Linked DNA regions of Mus musculus: region 1 is linked to region 2. A link is a contact called in ENCODE POLR2A ChIA-PET data. All regions are on one chromosome and are shown on one strand. The core of a region is the stretch at or near the end of the contact, and the rest is flanking DNA. Distances in the headings are between cores, read along the strand shown. Region 1 holds the start of Fgfr3 (fibroblast growth factor receptor 3). Region 2 holds the start of Slbp (stem-loop binding protein).

Region 1 (6,054 bases), core at 1,209-3,708, 69 kb before region 2:
GATCCCCTAAGGGTTACTGTCTCCCACACTAAGCACACCAGCAGGGCTTGCCTCACCAAGGGTGGCCAGGTTAGGCCGGTACCTAGCCCCGCCGCACAGCCCTTGACCCCAGCCAGCTCCTGCTTGGTAATTTATGTTCCTAGGGAAAGCGCCAGCCCGGACCTCTGTAAACTTCACCAGGTCTTTGTATTTTTACAGCCCGGCCCATCTCGTTAAGGAACCGGATTAAGTTTATTGGCCTATCAATTCCCTACCTGTCTCACAAGCTCAAACGCAGAAGCGAGGGGCGGGCGATCCCACCGATCCCGGGCGGCCCGGCTCAGCTTCGGTTCCCGCAGCAGGGTCGTGCCAGGAGGCCACCGTCACTGCCTGAGGCACAGAGAGGGTGTGCGCTCCGCCCCGCCGCCCCTACCCGAGCTCACTGACACCCGACGCAAGAAGTAATATCTTCATCTGAATACACATGCTAATGTGGTCTCCTCGCGGGCCATTCGGCACCCGGGAAGCAGGGCAGTCCTAGCAGGCGCTAAAAGCGCGCGCTGACCTCCCGACCGCCTCTGTCACGCCGCTGAAAGACACGCACATTCAAGTTCCCGGCCCACTTTCATTCATAAAAAAAAAGAAAGAAAGAAAGAAAGAAAGAAAATGACATTGTTCCAGGAGGCTGCAGCCGCTGGAGAGAGGGGCGCGGGGGCGCCGGGAGGGGCACACCGCCATCTGCCTCCTCCCGCTGCGCCCGCCGCACTCGCACCTCCCCGAGAGGCCGCGCCGCCATCAATGCGCGGTTTGTGGCCGCCGAGGTACAAAGGAGCGGCTGTTCGGGCCTCAGCTCGGGTGGGGCGACAACTTACCGAGCGAAAGCCTCCCTTCGCGCGGCCTCCCGCCAGACCGCTGCTCTGCTTTGCCACGCTGCCACCGGGCACAGCCGGGGGCCGCGCGCGTCGCACCTCCGGGCAACCAAGGGACGCAGAGCGGACCGTGGCTCCCTTTCGCATCCTTGGCCTCCGGGCCCCGTTTGAGGGCATTCAAGTGTCCCATCGGACTTTGGTGGCCAGCGGGACTACCTAGGCGGCGCCAAGATCCTGGGACAACCGCCCCTCATCTCCCAGCGTGCGGCCTGAAGGGCAGTCTGTGCGCGCCCCTGGGAACCGACCCCTCAGGCCGCCTACAGGATAAGAGGGGAGCAGCCGCACTGAAGCTGTCACCTTGTCATGCGAAACCCTGAAGCTGAGCTTTGGCTGGGATACTACTATCCACCCCGCAACGTCCAGCCTTCCTTTAGCTGAAGCAGAGGAAGAACTGTTCCGGGAGAACGGCTGAATCAATAACAGGCATTTTTCCTCCTCTCAAATTCGAGAAGCAACAATAGGAATCGTGGGAAGTCAGCTCGCGCGCCTTCCCAACGCCCCTCTGCCTGGGACCACCGTCACGGGCACCGGTCCACGTGACGCCTCGCACTTGGGTGGTGGCTCCCAGCCTACAGACACCCCTATAAACTGCCGCGTCCGAGCTGACAGCGATCTGCGGGGCAGGGGACAAACCTCGGCGCACTAGCCCCTGTGGTGCTAATCAACCCGACGCCCCTTCCTCACCCAAGGGCTGTTCACCATTGCCAAAGCCCCTGTGATTCAGGGCCGGCCCCCAGAAGAACACCTTGGGTCAGTCCTTACCTGCCGCTCTCCGCACAACTCGCTGCTCTGGACCAGGAGGCTCGGAAGTAGCTCCAGCCACGACCGCCACGCAGAACACTAGCACGCAGGCCGGGACTACCATGGCTCCAGAGCGGGGGCCGCGGCGTCCTCAAGCAGCGCGCGCGGGCATGCTGCAACCCCCCACGCCCGGCTCCGGCGCCGGTGGGAGAACGCCTCTGTGGAGACTACAGGAGGAGAGCACTGAGTTACTCCGGAGGGCAGCGGGGAAGCGCGGCCTCGCTCCTGAACCCCGACCCCCGGCCGCCCCGCCCGCCGACTCCTAGCTCTCTCCCGGGCTGCCTGGCGCCGGCCGCCTCCTCCCAGCCGCGGTTCCTCCCTCCTCCTTCCCTCCCTGGTTGCCGCAGAGCCCTCCCAGGACGGAGGCAGTAGCCGCAAACTTTCCAGAGCGGGAAGCCCGCGCCTTGCCCCGGCCTCGCCGCACTTACGAACCGCTCCACTTCCCGCATATCTCACCCCCTGACTGCTTCTGAGCCCGCCCGGAACCTCCGAGTGCCAGCCGAGTCCTTCACACTAACCTGGCGGCCGCTAGAGCCCAACTCACCACGCGCGGCTCCGTCTCTCGGCCCGCTTTTCCAGGGTCTCCTCTGTCCCAGTGGCCGGCCGCCCACCACTGAGTCCCCCCGCCGGAGTGGATCGCACGGCGCCAGCTGCTCCCGCCACCCCCGCTGCCACAGTGCACTGAACTGGGGCTGCCCGGCGCGCAGCAGCCCGGGCGGGGGTTGGGGGGTGCTCCCGCCACGCCCCGAACACTCCCCTTCCCCGGCGGCCAGGGGGCGGGAGATCCGAAGAGGCGTGGTCAGGCGGGGGCGCCGGGCGGTCCCAGAGGGCGTGGGAGCCCAGCTGGGGCGGAGCAGGCGAGGCAAGGGTCGCACGCTCGACCCCTTGAAGCAATGCCGAGCTCAGGACTGTCTACCAGCACGCTTCTCCCTCCAATAAAGCTGTGCTCAAGGGCTCAGAAGGTTGACTTCGGTGGGGGTCTAGGTGTTAGGGCGTCTTCACAGTGAACTGGCCCCCTGAGCTGAATGAACCCTGTGCAAAGAGCACTAAATCCTCAGGTACAAAGCCTGACAGTTCCAGGAAGACAAATACAAATACGTGTGAACAGGTCTTCCAGTGAAGGATGGAGCAGAGTTTACATGATGAAAGACCCAGGGATTGCACCCTAGAAAAGACGGACACGCTGCTGTATTTATCAAACTAACCAGCTGCCTGCATCCTGCTCAGGAACGATGTCCACACTTCCCCAAGAACACACAGGTTTTGGAAGAAACTTACCCAGCCTCTCGGAATAGCGAGAAGAGCTGGGGATACAAAGCAGGGGAGCCTGCCCTACCCTAAGGCTGCCTGAACTCCAACCTATGGATGTCCTAGCACAGCACGCCCATCATGTGGGACACATTCCATCTGGGGAGTGTCACAATGACAGCTGGTCCCTGGAGGATCAGCCTGGTCACCCCATCATGCTGGCAAGCTGTAGGTCCTGCCTGGCAGAACTTCTGTAACAGCAACCACCCTGTGACTGATGGCCTCTCTACCCTCACAAGGCAGGGAACCTTGTCTCACTTTCAGACAAGTTCCACAAGGTCTGATGAAGCCTATGGGAGCCAGATACATGGGGACCTGGCTCAGTGCTTCTGCCCAGTCTGGCTGTATGTGGCTTGAAGAACTTAAAACTGCTCATGGGGGGGGTGGGGGGGGGAATGGCTCGTGGGTTACGAACACCTTTCACTGGCTTACTCATCACCCTTATCTTTCCCAGATAGCTGAGCAGGGAAAGCCCTGGCCCCAGAACCCTCATGCTCTCATCCCTGTGTGTCCACCCTAGAGCTGGGCAGCTCTGCCTACTGTTACTCCTGCTCTGGCCAAGGACCCCTCCCTGCAGACTGGCTAGAATCCAGTCCTGGGTTCCCATGGCACCCCCAGGCAGCTGCCCACAGGTCCTCTCCCAGGATGCCACCCCAGGGGGTCATAGCAGACATTCTCCCCTAATCTATTGGCAGATTAGTTATCAGTAAATGAACCAGAATGTGAGCTCTGACCCCTATTTCCACGCCCTTCGTCTGGAGGATTTATCAGAACCCTCCACACTCTGTAACTGGGAGCTGAGCATCCATCCAAACAGCAATACTTCTTTATTTCTGAGATGACCTCCTTGTTAGAAATACCCAGTCAGGAATCTCAGGCCAGTGTTGGTTGTTCTCTGAACCCCATGGCCCAACAGACCATCTCTCTCAAGCTACCTTGTTTTCCAATGGGCTACACATGCAGGAAAGAGGACTCTAAGCAGGGTACTCCCACTCCTCTGATCCTCCCCCAACCCTGTGGCCTTACACTGGCCAGCTCTTGTAGACCCCTGCTCAACTGCAGCAGTGGGGGGGGGGGAATCAGCCCCCTTCATTAAAAATGAGCTGTGTGGTGTTCACAACTATTCACAACTTGTATTCCTTTTTTTTTTTTTTTTTTTTTTTTGGTTTTTCGAGACAGGGTTTCTCTGTAGCCCTGGCTGTCCTGAAACTCACTTTGTAGACCAGGCAGACCTTGAACTCAGAAATCCGCCTGCCTCTGCCTCCCGAGTGCTGGGATTAAAGGCGTGGGCTACCACGCCCGGCTACAACTTGTATTCCTGTATTGAGCCGACTTCCAGATTAAAATCTGGTTGTCTTAAATTTACTTTTTCAATTCAGGACAACAGAAGTCTGAGGTCAAGTTGGGCTGGCTGTGGGCCCTGAGTAGGCTTCTTCCTGCCTGTTATAACTCTGGGGCCTGCAGGCATCCATGGCTTACGGTCATCTCAGTCTAGTCTCTGCCTCTCCCTTCCCATGGCTTCTGTGCCTTTTCTATCCTCCCCACGTCTCCTGTCCTGCATAAGGACACTTGTGGTTGGATTTAGAGTTGTTCATAAAGTGAAGATGGTCTCACCTCAAGCCTCTTCCCATCGTTATGCTTGCAAGACTCTTTTTCCAAATAAGGTCACATTTGTGGATCCGGGAGATAGCACAGAGACCTGCCTTTGGGGGAGCTACCTTCTGCCCACTACACACCTGGCAGTTCCTGGTCCCTTGACATCATGTACATCCTGATATGGCCTGGGTGTTAATAGACTTTCCAACATGGCTGCCACTGTCTGGTGGCCCTTACATCAAAGGGGCATAGCATTTCTAAGACTCCACTGATTCTGCAGGAGCTAATGTCAACATGATCCCTGTGTTCAGCCCGAGTAGCCGCAGCTCACTTGCCTTGCCCTTGATACCGGGATGTAATTCCTGGAAGGATGGTCTGTTTTCAGTGGGATTTTCTTATATGAAGTGATTCTTCCCAAGTCAGTAGGTTCAGCAGGAGTTCACCTGCTTCTCTGAGACCTACACAAGATGAGGCTGAGCCCACCCACCATTCTGTCATCAGTGCAGGATGGTGCCAGCCCTTAAATCTCCATGATGCTGCCTCTCACTTGGCCACTATTTAATCCCAAGCCCCTCAGTTGAACTCCAGGCTATTGTTATAATGAGGATCTGAGGAGGTGGTTCTCTTTGGCCCATGACAGAGTTCCAGGGGACAAGAGTTGGAGCCTGCCAACAGCTAGTGCTGATGACTGGGCATTTCCTAATGATCAAGTCCCCTTCCATGCCTATACCTCCTGCCCACTGCTAGGGGACCCACCAGCTTTCCAAGGCTCACATAAATGGAGCCTTCTTCAGTGAACATGAGTTGAGAGCAGAGGCCAAGTCAGGCGTACTAGGGATAGATAGCTCAGGGACTCAGAGCTCAGTAGCTTCCGCTTTCTGGGGCCTATGCTGCTAAGCAACAAGGAAAGAGACTGCGGTGAGGCACCAGCTGCGCCTGTCCTGGAATGGAATCCCTCAGGCTGGCAGTAGGTAGTCTGAGATTTGCCCTTCCCTGACCTCCGCAGCCAGACCAGGGCTGAGGCTGTGAGATGGTTGTGAGAAACTGTCAGCAGAGAGGAGCTGGGGGTGGTTCTCCTGGTCAGACCTGAAATCACAACTTACCTCTTACCCACGGGATTTCTGGCAGGTGGCAGCTACTATAGGCCACAGTGGGCCTGGAACCCAGGCAGAGGGAGCCATGGGAGCCTGCTAAGGTTACACTCGGGGAGAGTGCCTGGTTCAACAGGGGCAGCTGCCCATGAGGCTGAGTGCAGGGATAAAGGGAAACTGAGCACCAATGGACTCCATGGCCTGACTTGAAGGGCCAAAGACTTTCAGAGACTAGAGCTGCTCTGTCTCTTCCTAGGAGTCCCCATTCCTTCAGCTACTGAGAAACACCATTACTATGTGCCCACAGGCTCAGGAGCCAGTGCAGCACCATGGGGAAGGGGCTCAGAACT
Region 2 (5,733 bases), core at 2,586-5,085:
GTGTCCCAGCTTTGAGATGGGCTATGTTGGCTCTGCCTCCTCAGAGGAGGCAAAATTGAGATACCAAGATACAGCCCAAAGAACTGTCTCAAGTAGGCCAGTGGTCAGTTTATGTAAAGTCGTTTCCTTTTGGTTTTCTAGGAAATTTTTGTTTATTTGTTTGTTTTTCTTTGTGTATCCATGGCTGTCCCAGAACTAGATCAGTAGATGAGGCTGGCCTCAGATCCACCTGCCTCTGCCTCCTGAGTGCTGGGATAGAAAGCATGAATCACCACTAACCAGCAGCTTTGATTTTATTTGATTTCTACTTGGCTTTGTCTGTGAAGTTATAGTAGTAAATTGCAAATACTTTCCTCTAATATGAGGTACCATTGCTCTGGCTAAGAGCTGAGGCAGGCCTGCTGTGGAGGTGAAGGGGTAAAAGCAACGTGTCCTGGGAGCTAATCATGCCCTAGGTTACCAAGACAAGGCTCAGGGCTGGCAACAGAAAGGAAATAGCTCTTCCCTTCCCCAAGCACAGGGAGAGCGCTGTGGTGTTCAGATGGGTTACCATGGGAGGAGGAGAGCCCCCAGCATCCAGGTCTTCCCCTGAGATGTCTTTTCTTCTGCAGGCTACTACATGGGCATGTGCTTTGCAGCCTCAGAAAAGCAGCTCTACTCCCCAGGTCAGGCCCCAGAAGCCTGGCAACTCTTCCTTCTCCTGGCTGTGACCCTTCCCCTTCTCTCCTGTACCCTGATCTACTACTGGTCCTGGGATAGGTGGACCCGACACCCACTGGCCCAAACCCTGGCCCTCTATGCCCTTCCACAGTCTGGTTGGCAGGCTGTCGCTTCTTCCATCAACACAGAGTTCCGACGGATTGACAAGTTTGCTACAGGGGCACCTGGTGCCCGAGTGATTGTGACAGACACATGGGTAATGAAGGTGACCACATACCGTGTACATGTGGCTCAGCAACAGGATGTTCACTTGACTGTGACAGAGTCACGGCAGCATGATCTCTCGCCAGACTCAAACCTACCTGTGCAGCTTCTTACTATACGTGTGGCAAGCACCAGCCCTGGCACACAGCCCTTTGATATTCGGTAAGTACATGGTGGTTGTGGATCATGTACTTCTTAGGAGGTGTTAAAGGTAGAGGAAGACTAAGGCACTGCTGGGGCCTATATGACATTGGTCAATTGACCCCTTTAGTGTCATCCTCCTTCAAGTTTGGTTTTTTTTTTTTTTTTTTTTTTGCCTTCTGCTTTCTTTTTGTCGCTCTTTCTGCTCTGTCATTGAGCTGTCCCTATACCTTCTTGTGATGGCCTAGGAATGTAGTTTGGTGGCACTTTAGCTCCAGACTCTTCCTGTCCATCCTGCTGGGGATTCGTGACCAGTGACTCTGGATTTTGCCTTCACATCCATCTTTAGTAGCTATGCCTTCACCGAGGTGGCTTGTTTTTCCTGGCCCTGCCCGCTTTTGGTTCTGAATGACTTTAGGTTGTGGACCCAAGGGCAGATGGTCTCAGTTCATCAAGCCATGGTTCTTGCAGGCTGAATTCATCAGAATATGGCGAACTATGTGAGAAGCTCCACGCCCCAATCCGAAGTGCAGCCAATGTGGTCATCCGCCAGAGCCTGGGGGACCTCTTCCTAGAAACATTTGCTTCCCATGTGGAGGTCAACCCAGCCTATTCAGTACCCAGCAACCAGGTGGGGGCTGGCCCGGGTGGGAGAGTGGGTGGAACTCCTCCCAGGACCATCCTGTAGGCCTTTCTGTAACCCCTTTTCTTTCAACTGCCTCTCGGTAGGAGCTGGAGCCCTGTATAGGCTGCATGCAAACACGGGCCAGCGTGAAGTTGGTGAAGACCTGTCAGGAGCCAGCGGTCGGCGAGTGCCAGCAGTGTTACTGCCGACCCATGTGGTGTCTCACTTGCATGGGCAAGTGGTTTGCCAGCCGCCAGGATCCCCAGCGCCCTGACACTTGGCTAGCCAGCCGTGTGCCCTGCCCCACTTGCCGTGCCCGCTTCTGCATCCTGGATGTGTGCTGTGTACGCTGAGCATCACAGTATGTTCTGTGTCTCCACTAGCCACTTCTGGGGAGTGCCTGAAGCTCTTTGACTTTGACAAGAGGTTCTAGTTAAAGCACACACTTAATCTACAGCCACTCTCTACCTTGAGTCTATCTATGGTCAGTTGAAGAGTTTTAGAAGAAATTCTCATGGAAATGCCCTATCCCTGGACCTTCAGCCTCTTCTCTTCCAGTTTACCTCCAGGTGGGGCTGATATGCCACATAGGATGCTCCAAAGCCCCAAGACATTGGAGTTTGGCTCAAGAGCCTTTATTTGGCCTGTTTGCCTTAATTCTATTACATAGCATACCTGTATTTCAGTTAAAAACCAGACCCTATGGTGTTGGGTAGACACTGACAGTTGAGAGGGTCACCAGGGTGCCACTCTAGTGTGAAGTCCTCTTCTAGGGTATCCTGGTGACTGTGGCTAGCCAAGGGGCCACTTCTTGGTAGGAAGGTATGACAGAGTACTTTCCCAAGTTCCTCACGAGGGTTGCATATGCTTTAGAGGGTCCACAATGCTTTTGTTGTCTTGTCCTGCTTCTCTAGTCCAGGGGAGACCAAAAGCTCATACTCCTAACCCTAGGAAAGGGTTTTAGGGAGCCAAGGACCAGAGAGCCACAGGACTATCCAGAAAGAAACCCATCAGGGGTGTAGCACAGGGTTAGCCAAGCCCCTGTGGGGTGCTTGGATCAGGAGAGGATACCTCAGTGGTTAAGGTTCTGATGGACGCACATATACATAGATGTACTCACTTATCTATGGTACAGATGGGTGGGGAAGAGGTTGCTCTTTACTCTCCATCTCTGACACAAAGTGTAGCTGCTAGAGGGATGACCTCTCCTTCAACTTGTCCTGAAGCACTTACATTTAGTTGTTGAAAGCAGTAGTAGCAGACCAAGCTAGCCCCTTATCCAGCCAACACTGCACCTAACCCCAGGGATTTGCTACCAGAGCAAACTCAGTTCTGCCTGTCCCTGAAGTATGACCAGGAGACAGCCAGTTTCAAGGGCTGTCTGCCTAGCAGAGGCCAAGTGGTTTGAAGTTATTTTTAACCACAGAAGAGTTAATTTTATACAAATAAATGTAAATGTAGTTAAATGATACAGTATTTAATAAAGTGTTCCTTTTCAAGTGATGTACTTCATTTTGTTTAACCTGGTAGTAAAACCAAACTTTTGCAGTATTTTACATAGTGGCTGCAGGATGTTGGGAAAGTCAGATGAATATAGTCACAGATCAGAAAGTCGTATAAGAAACCAGTGTCAGTGCTTGGTACGTTCAGAAGGACAAGCCCTTAGATGGCTCCACATAGTTACCACCATCCCACCCTCTCACGCTGCTCTGGGCCAGATCCACTCTTAAGGGAAGGGTCATGATTGCCCACATAGGACAGGTGGGATCTGCAGGGGCCTGGCCTGCGTGCTGGAGACTCAAGCACCAGAGGCAGGGCAGATGGCCTTGCGGGGAAAAAGAGGCCACTAAGTTATTTGGCTGTTAATGGATGGCTTGTACGGTTTTAAAGCTATGGGTATAAGCTAGAGGCGGGCTCTCCCGCCTTACTGTGGCGGTGGGTAGGAGGGGCCGGTCGGGATCTTGGACTGCATCTCGGTGGGCCGGCCCTCGCCGTGGCCACACCTCCTGACTTTGAGAGGCAGTGGCGCGCACTGCCCAATCTCCCGCCAATATCCCTCGGGCCCGCGAAGGGGCAACCAATCAGAGGCCCAGCTGCTACAGCGCCAGCCTCCTGGAAGGCCGTGGGGGCTGGGGGAGGTCGCCAGTTCCTTTCCGCCTTAGTCGGGCTGTTCCATTTCTCCCGCCCTTCGGACGGCCGCATTAGGCGTTGTAGTTTAGCGACTGCCCGCAATCCCAAGGCTTGGGTTGGAGCCGGGTCCGTCAGGCGGGCGCGCAGAGCTGAGAGGGACTCCCCTGCAGGTGCGCGTCTCATGGTTTCGCCCTTCGCCGCGCGCGCGCGGGAGTTACCGAGGGGCGGGGCCGCTGCGCACTTAAGGGCGGTTGGGCAAGGCGAGCTCAGACCTCGTCAGTGCTGTTGCCGAGTGAAGTGCTTGCCGCCGAGCTGCCCTTCAGACTTCTGCCGCCATGGCCTGCAGACCTAGAAGCCCACCCGGTTATGGGAGTCGCCGCGACGGTGGTGCGAGGTAAGCGGGTCATGCGGTCTACGAGTCCTCGACTTCTCGCCGTCTGTAAGCTAAGGGTTCCCTGAACCATCGGTGCTTGGGGGCCCCGCCCACTGACCGCAGTCTGTGTCCTCAGCCCGCGGTCCCCTGCGAGATGGAGTCTCGGACGGAAGCGCAGAGCGGACGGAAGGGACCGGAAGCCCGAGGACTCCGAGGAAGGCGAGCTCCAGACTGCGGACCACCGACCTGAAAGGTGGGTCCCGACTCCTTGGAAACGGGTTGGTCACTCGGGGGGTTTGGAGACGGGCCAAGGGGACCCTCATCCCGTGGCACTCGGGTTTTCGAAGCTGGTGGAGTAGATTAGCTTACTCTGGAGATTCTCTTCAGTTTTGCTCAGTGTTAGAAGCATCTTACCAGCGACTGATAGGTGGCAGCAAAACTGGTTTTATCCGGAGTGGGTCAGCCTTTATATTTTTCACTCATAATGTCAGTAATGTCAAGGACTACTACTATGAACATCTTGTTAAAATGTTTCGACCTCCAACCCTCCCCTGCTTCCGGGGCGGGGGTGGGGGGGAGAGAGAGAGTGAGTGTGTGTGTGTGTGTGTGTGTGTGTATGTGTATTGGGGCGAGAAATTAGGTTTTATTACCTGAGTGAAAGCGAGATACAAACCAAAATTGAGTCCTAGATTATTCATACTTGTAGTTGGGTCCTTCCATTTGATAAGCTTTTGCCACGGTGTTTAGATTTTTTTCCCTGAGGCATTGTGCTTAAGTCAGTGAGGTCCCTTGGTAGCCTGATGGAGGCGGGCTAGCAAGTGAAATAGTAATTCAGAGAGACCAGGAGTGCCTTAAGAGTAAGCTGGTGATGTGAACTCTTCAGGGAAGTGCTCTCTTTGGGGACCTTTGTGTAGTGATTGATGAGAAAAGCGATCTCAGAAATTTTGACCATACCTTCTTTTATGGGCTATGGTGTTTGCTAGATGGCTGACTAGAAGGGAGGATAAGATAAGCATGGGGCTGCCAAGCCCAGTGAAGGGAATTAGTGACTTAACTCAGTGACTTCTGAATACACAGGCAATGTTGATTGAGGATAGAAAAGTCAGCCTGATTGAAACCCTTGACCATTTCTGTTGATGCCAGTCATTTCTCATGATAACAGGAGCAAAGGATGGGCAGATCTATTTTGGGAGGAAATCTTGTTAACCTTGGGGAAACTTTCAGGTGAAAATGTGAAATTACCAGCACATCTCTGAAGACATTAGACTAGTTGTGGGAGTATAGGAAAGGCCAGAGGCCAGCCCTAAGGTAGATTAAAGGAAGGTGATAGCGTTTATATCAGTGATCTCAGGTGTGATCAGGAGTTACAGGCAGGAGAATTAGAAGTTCAAGTTCTTTATTTGCTACACAGTGAGACTAGACTATCTTGTCTCAATGAAAGCAAAACAAAACCAACCAAATAAAAACCTTATTGAGCTGAAGCTTCAGACCCTGTCATGTTCCCAATTATCTGAAAATAAATGTTAGGGTTTGTTTGTGT

Evidence for each region. ChIA-PET counts read pairs that join two places held with the same protein, here RNA polymerase II (POLR2A).
Region 1: POLR2A ChIA-PET joins it to region 2 with 28 read pairs in embryonic stem cell. The contact joins the promoter of Fgfr3 here to the promoter of Slbp in region 2. POLR2A ChIA-PET finds 5 or more read pairs at or near these places in 3 of 5 experiments (Patski and embryonic stem cell).

What each region holds. Positions count from the first base shown.
Region 1 is chr5:33,718,128-33,724,181 of GRCm38, reverse strand. Fgfr3 (fibroblast growth factor receptor 3) reads right to left here and starts at 2,458. Exons shown (of 18, transcript NM_008010.5): 1 at 2,254-2,458; 2 at 1,671-1,876. The coding sequence starts at 1,773. RefSeq lists enhancers at 1,988-2,046, 1,877-2,253 and promoters at 2,409-2,613, 1,773-2,613.
Region 2 is chr5:33,650,676-33,656,408 of GRCm38, reverse strand. It overlaps Slbp (stem-loop binding protein), which reads left to right and starts at 3,835. Exons shown (of 8, transcript NM_009193.2): 1 at 3,835-4,214; 2 at 4,330-4,446. The coding sequence starts at 4,156. Tmem129 (transmembrane protein 129) reads left to right here. Exons shown (of 4, transcript NM_026698.3): 2 at 612-1,086; 3 at 1,537-1,696; 4 at 1,795-3,193. The coding sequence ends at 2,043.